Linked DNA regions of Homo sapiens: region 1 is linked to region 2. A link is an interaction called in ENCODE POLR2A ChIA-PET data of the cell type or tissue named here. Cell type or tissue: PC-9. All regions are shown on one strand. Links, peaks and the distances in the headings refer to the core of each region. The heading gives the core; the rest is flanking DNA.

Evidence for each region. ChIA-PET counts read pairs that join two places held together with the same protein. Peaks named below come from ENCODE experiments on the same cell type or tissue, not always from the same donor. Only the 100,000 strongest peaks of a DNase experiment are listed, where the experiment ranks them.
Region 1: POLR2A ChIA-PET joins it to region 2 with 5 read pairs; 2 of 35 experiments call an interaction of 5 or more read pairs at or near these places.

What each region holds. Positions count from the first base shown.
Region 1 is chr12:76,207,784-76,210,705 of GRCh38, reverse strand. No RefSeq gene overlaps it. Among named protein-coding and RNA genes, the nearest start is that of LNCOG, 51 kb to the left of the region's middle. In PC-9, for the core only: no CTCF peak of the experiment used is centred there; no DNase peak of the experiment used is centred there.
Region 2 is chr12:76,289,681-76,292,602 of GRCh38, reverse strand. LNCOG (lncRNA osteogenesis associated) reads right to left here. Exons shown (of 4, transcript NR_146531.1): 2 at 333-487. Among named protein-coding and RNA genes, the nearest start is that of LNCOG, 31 kb to the right of the region's middle. In PC-9, for the core only: no CTCF peak of the experiment used is centred there; no DNase peak of the experiment used is centred there; H3K27ac peaks cover 1,122 bases.

The DNA of each region.
Region 1 (2,922 bases), core at 218-2,717, 82 kb after region 2:
TTGTATACATTACTTCCTAAGGTGGGAAATGGAATCCCTAAAGGACTTGAATTCCACTCATTTTAATTTTTAAAAATTCTTTGACCAAAAAAAAGTATTCAAAGTTCTTCAAAGATCGTTTTGTCACAAAGAGCAAATATATGAATTAAGGAAGTACTGAAAAACAAACAAGTACTATGAATGTGTTTCTGTTAAAGCAATCAATTGACTTATGGTACAACTAAGTAAGAAAGCATGACATGGGGTAATACAGGCAGCCATGTAAGAAGGGAATTGTTGCCAACAGCAAGGTGCAACCTTGAAAGAACAGAGATGGAAATCATAATGAGATCACTGCAACATACAATGATGTAGCCATGAAGATGAGTTTAAAAGCAAGTGGCTACACAAATGCTGGCACTAACATGTGTCTTTTCTTATCAGACATATGTTACCAAACACTGCGTAAGTTCCAGGAATGGTGAAATCAACACTGGTCATGTGCCCAGGAGGAGGTAGGATTTTGAATGAGAAAGTGTAATAGTTATCTACTGCTTCATAACAAATTACCCCCAAATTTAGCAAATGAAAAAATAAAAATGTACATCTAAATAGTTTCTGGGGGTCAGGCACCCAGGAGCAGCTTAGCCACATGGTTCTGACTCCTGGGGCGGCAGTCAAGATGTCAGCTAGGGTTGCGGTCTTCTGAAAGTTTGACTGACGCTGAAGAATCCATTTCCAGACAACCATGTGGTTATTACAGATGGCTTCAGTTCCTCACTTTTCATTTTTGTAACCCAGTCTAGGAAGTAATACATAATCACTTCTGTTGTATGCTACTGGTCAAACAGACCAACTCTAGTATGATGTGAGAGGGGACTCACAAGGGTGTGAATATTAGGGGCTGGAATGATTGAGGCCATCTTGGAACTGGCTACCACTGGAAGTTTGTTAGTAGTTTGTTCCTTTAGAAAAAGTCATTTGGCCCAGCCAGTTAATGAATCAGCATCTGCAGATACATCTATGTCCTTGTGGGTTATACAAATAATAAATACAGAAACATGGAGCTAAAAGAGCTATAGAGATGATCTAACCCAAGTCTTCATTTTCTTTTAAGATTCATCAGAAAGGAGCAAGGAAAATAAAGCCCAAAATATATAAATGACTTGTTTAAACCACCCTCTCCCCGATCAAGAGCTGATTCAGAATTTCACTTTAGACCTATCAGCAACTTTTTACAGAATATTTGAATCTACAGTCTTTTGTTTATGGTTACCTTAATGATAAATCAGAAGAACCCAAATGTTGAGTTAAATTTAATTTTTACAGGTCAGCCAGTATTCACTCAAGTAAATGTTCTTTATTTTATTTGCTAAAAAATATATGTATTGAATGTTATCTCGTGCCAAATGCATGTTAGATAATGGGTATACTATTTACCATAAGGGAAAAAAAAATCCCTTTCCTTGTCAGTCCTGCAGCCTAGCCTACTGGAGGGAGGAGATATATTTACCAAGCACTGAAATAGGCACTTCGTGGAACACAAAAATGAGGAAAATATTATTCTTGTTCTAAAGGAGCTTAAAATCTAATACAATTAATTTTAGAATTATACATGCCAGATGCTAATTGCCATAATTTGTCTTTTCTTATGACTGGTCTTTTGGCACTGGTGAGGAGCTAAAAGGCTCTGGAGCCATGTTGGTGGCAGCTGGATTTGCTGCTGGCAGTCAGACTGGGTCCATGTTGCTTTAATGGGTGTACATTTTTAATGTTTCTGTAACATAGTCTTGTTATACATGACTTGGAATATATGCATGGAAGAGAAAAAATGATAAACAGGGTGCTTGTAGTTAAGAATCTCTAATTTCATGCTTTGTTAGGCTGCTTAAGGAATGCTAAATGATGACGATTGTCGCAATGACCAGTAGCTTATGGTAGCATCATATCTCCTTAGGAAATGGGCTTTTAAAATAGAGTTAGCATCAGGTTCAAGGTCTGTATGGCACCACAGATGATGGATTTTTTCCCAAGGACAAAGGGTGGCCAATTTTTCCTTCCAGCTCCATGGTTATTGTAGCTTTATCAGTCAAAAAATGTTTGTATCCAGGAACTAAACTATAAATTTTTAGAAGCTGATGTTTTTGAGATAAACTGCTTCTCAGCAATGTCTACTTCAGAAACATTTTGGATGGAAAAGTTCTTTCTGGATGACTTCTGTGAACCTCATCCTGTCTACTAATAAAACTCTTATGACTTTTCTCTCTGATTGCCCTATACATATTGGCTCCTAATTACCTGTGATTTGGGTTGGTGTTGTATGTACAATGTGTCCTCTACTTATTCATCTGCACCAGTTCTGACTCTCCCAGTGAGCAGCCAATTGGAGGATGAAGTGGAGCCAGAGATGAACCATCCAGTTTAATTTTTCTGCACAGTACACAGCAAAGCATTACATACAAGAGGACACATAATAAACATTCTTTGATAAAGATAAGAACTGTTGCTAGCAGAGTTTCCAAGTTCAGTATAAGTTGGACTTGTTTTTTTCTTTTCTAAGATAAGCTTGAATTTAAGCCTTTACTTTAAAAAGTTATTTAGTATTACAAAGTACCACAAAGGTAAAAAGAAGATATGATGGACACAAAGGATCTGAGTGTATTATGGTGATAAGGGAATGGGCTTTGGGATTAGAGCAGTTTTTATTCATTCATCTAACAAATACTTATTGAGAACGTACACATACTAATGAAGAAAACTAACAAAAAGTCCTACCATTTTTAAACTTGCATTCTAGTAAGTCAAATGTGTGGTATGTCAGATAGTGATAAGTGCTATGGAGAAAAATAAAGTGAGGAAGAAGTGAGGAAGAGAGGTGGGTGGGGTGCAATTTTAATAGGGTGGTTAGGGAAGGCCTCACTGAGAAGGTGACATTTGAGCAAA
Region 2 (2,922 bases), core at 249-2,748:
CAGCCAAAGCAGGCGTCCCCGCGATTGACTTGCCACCAAGGGAATGTGGGTGAATGACCAAGGCAGGCGTCCCTGTGGTGATCAGACACCAATGGAATGTGGGTGAATAATCAGGCAGGCGTCCCCACAGTGATTAAACACCAAGGGAAGACTGTCTTCCCAAGTCCATGACTGGCGCCAGAGTTTTGGGTCCACGGATAAAATGTGTCTCCTTTTCTCTACTAGAGAAGAAAAAGAACTGGAATTGGAAGGACAGGGAGATTGAAGGGTAGCAAGAGAGGAAGATTGAAGGGTAGTGAGAGAGGCTGGAGAAAAGTGAAAAGACCGCTTACCCGATTTGAAATTGGTGAGATGTTCCTTGAGCTGGTTGGTCTGAGGACCCGAGGTCGTAGGTGGGTCTCCTCACAGAGTGAGGGCAAGGACAGCGGACTGGTCCCCCAAAGGAGTCTCTCTGACCTGGGTCTTCAGCACCAAATGTCACGCATGTCTGTGTGAAAAGACCACCAAACAGGCTTTGTGTGAGCAACAAGGCTGTTTATTTCACCTGGGTGCAGGTGGGCTGAGTCCAAAAAGAGAGTGAGGGGAGATAGGGGTGGGGCTGTTTTACAGGATTTGGGTGGGTAGTGGAAAATTACAGTCAAAGGGGGTTGTTCTCTTATTGGCAGGGGCGGGGGTCACAAGGTGCTCAGTGGGGGAGCTTCTGAGCCAGGAGAAGGAATTTCACAAGGTTAATCACTCAGTTAAGGTGGGGCAGGAACAAATCACAATGGTGGAATGTCATCAGTTAAGGCAGGAACCAGCCATTTTCACTTCTTTTGTGATTCTTCACTTGCTTCAGGCCCTCTGGATGTATATGTGCAGGCTTGGGCTCAGAGGCCTGACACCCATGAGGTTGAGGCCGCAGTAAGCCATGATTGCACCACTGCATTCCAGCTTGGGTGACAGAGCTAGACCCTGTCTCAGAAAACAAACAAAAAACAAACCAAAAGAAAAAACAAAAAACCAAAGTGGCTCTCCAGCCAGCACGTAAAAATGTGTAAAGACAAAGGAAGATTATATTGACACATGGAGAGAAAAGAAACCAACCCATTCCCTTTATTAGAAGGCTGGGATCTCTAAGAAGCAGATTACAAAATAAGTCCAGCAACCAAGCACACAGGGGAGGTCCCTCCATAAATGGTGGGTGAGGAGACATGGAGGGTAAAGATCAGCCATGTGAATGGGATAAGTATTCAGATAACATTTTGGGGTTCAAGCAATTTTGGCTTCTACAAAAACATTGACTTGATCTTTGTTGCATGCTACTTGCAAATGTTGTTTTCTTTTCCAGAAAACTCTTTGGTAATGGTGTCTATTCTGCAATTCACATACTTTCTGAAATTCTAGGAAAAGGGGAATAAGTCAACAGCAGCCATATTCCAGGAATTTAATGGCAGGGGAATTGTTGAAACCAGTGCCCAGAAATAAGAGTAACATCTGTTTGTTACTCCTTTCAGGTCTGATCTTAAGACGTTCCTGTTGCATCTATCTTCCACAGTTACATCCTCAGACTTTTGACATCCCCTACTTGGCTATTCTGGGTGTCATTTTGCTAACCTCTTCAGTCATGCCAGTCTCAAGTTTATCTCTAACCTGTCCACTTGATTCTTCTGGTCCCTCCACTGATGTTCATCTGTCTCAATCCTGCATTAAGAGCTCACATCATCACCATTAGTAACACAGCAGAGTGGATAATTCCCACCTCCATATTTTTATTCATTTTTTTGAGACAGTCTTGCTCTGTTGCTCTACAGGCTGGAGTGCAGTGGTGCGATCTTGGCTCACTGCAACCTCCACTTCCTGGGTTCAAGCAATTCTCATGCCTCAGCCTCCTGAGTAGCTGGGACTACAGGTGTGCACCACCACGCCTGGCTAATTTTTTTGTATTTTTAGTAGAGATGGAGTTTCACTATGTTGGTCAGGCTGGTCTTGAACTCCTGTCCACAAGTGATCCACCCTCTTTGGCCTCCCAAAGTGCTGGGATTACAAGTCTAAACCACTGTGCCCGGCCATATTTTTATTCATTTATTCACTCATTCATTCATTCAATAAGCATTGAGTACCTCCTATAGCTCAGGAAATATGCTAGATCCTGGGGCTTGAGAGATAAATGAGACACAGATTCTGTCCTTTTTAGAGCTCATAGTCTAGTTCATGGGTGGGAATAGATGTGCTAAGAAGTAATGGGCACATAGTGTATTATATGTCCCCAATCTGCACATAGTATAATATATTCCCCAATAGAGCCATGCAAATGGCATAATATAAACAGAATAGGGGGTAAAGAACTCTGCTGGAGGAAGGCACAGAGAGGACTTCCCAGAGGAGGTAACATTTGATGTGTCGTAAAGAAGGTTTCCATTCAAAGGAAGGGATAAGGGCATTTCACACAGAAGGAATGGGAAGACAACGGTTTCAAAGGAGTATGGCATGTTCAGGAGATGGCAATCAGTTTGACAAGGCAAAGGAGGCTGTTTTGTGCTTAATCATGCATGGTTTTAAAGCTAGACTGTATGAAAGTACCCAGTGTGCATTTCGACGAGCTATTAAACTTATGTGCCTCAGTTTTCCTATATGTAAAATGTGGATAAATACAGCTTCTATCCCATAGGATCGTTTTGAAATTTTAACGTGTTAACACACCTAAACACTCAAAAACAAAGCTTTATATGTTGTAACTGCACAGAAAAATGTTTGGTGTCATTTACTTATTGCCATCATCGTTGTCATCATCATCATCCCTGCTTTGCCTCTTTTTATCCTTACATTTAACTAGTCACTAAGTTGTCTCTGTTCTACTCAATATTTCTCAAATCCATATCCTTATTACTATCCCCATTCCTATTGCCTTAATTTAAGCTCTTATCCTCTAATACTTAGTCT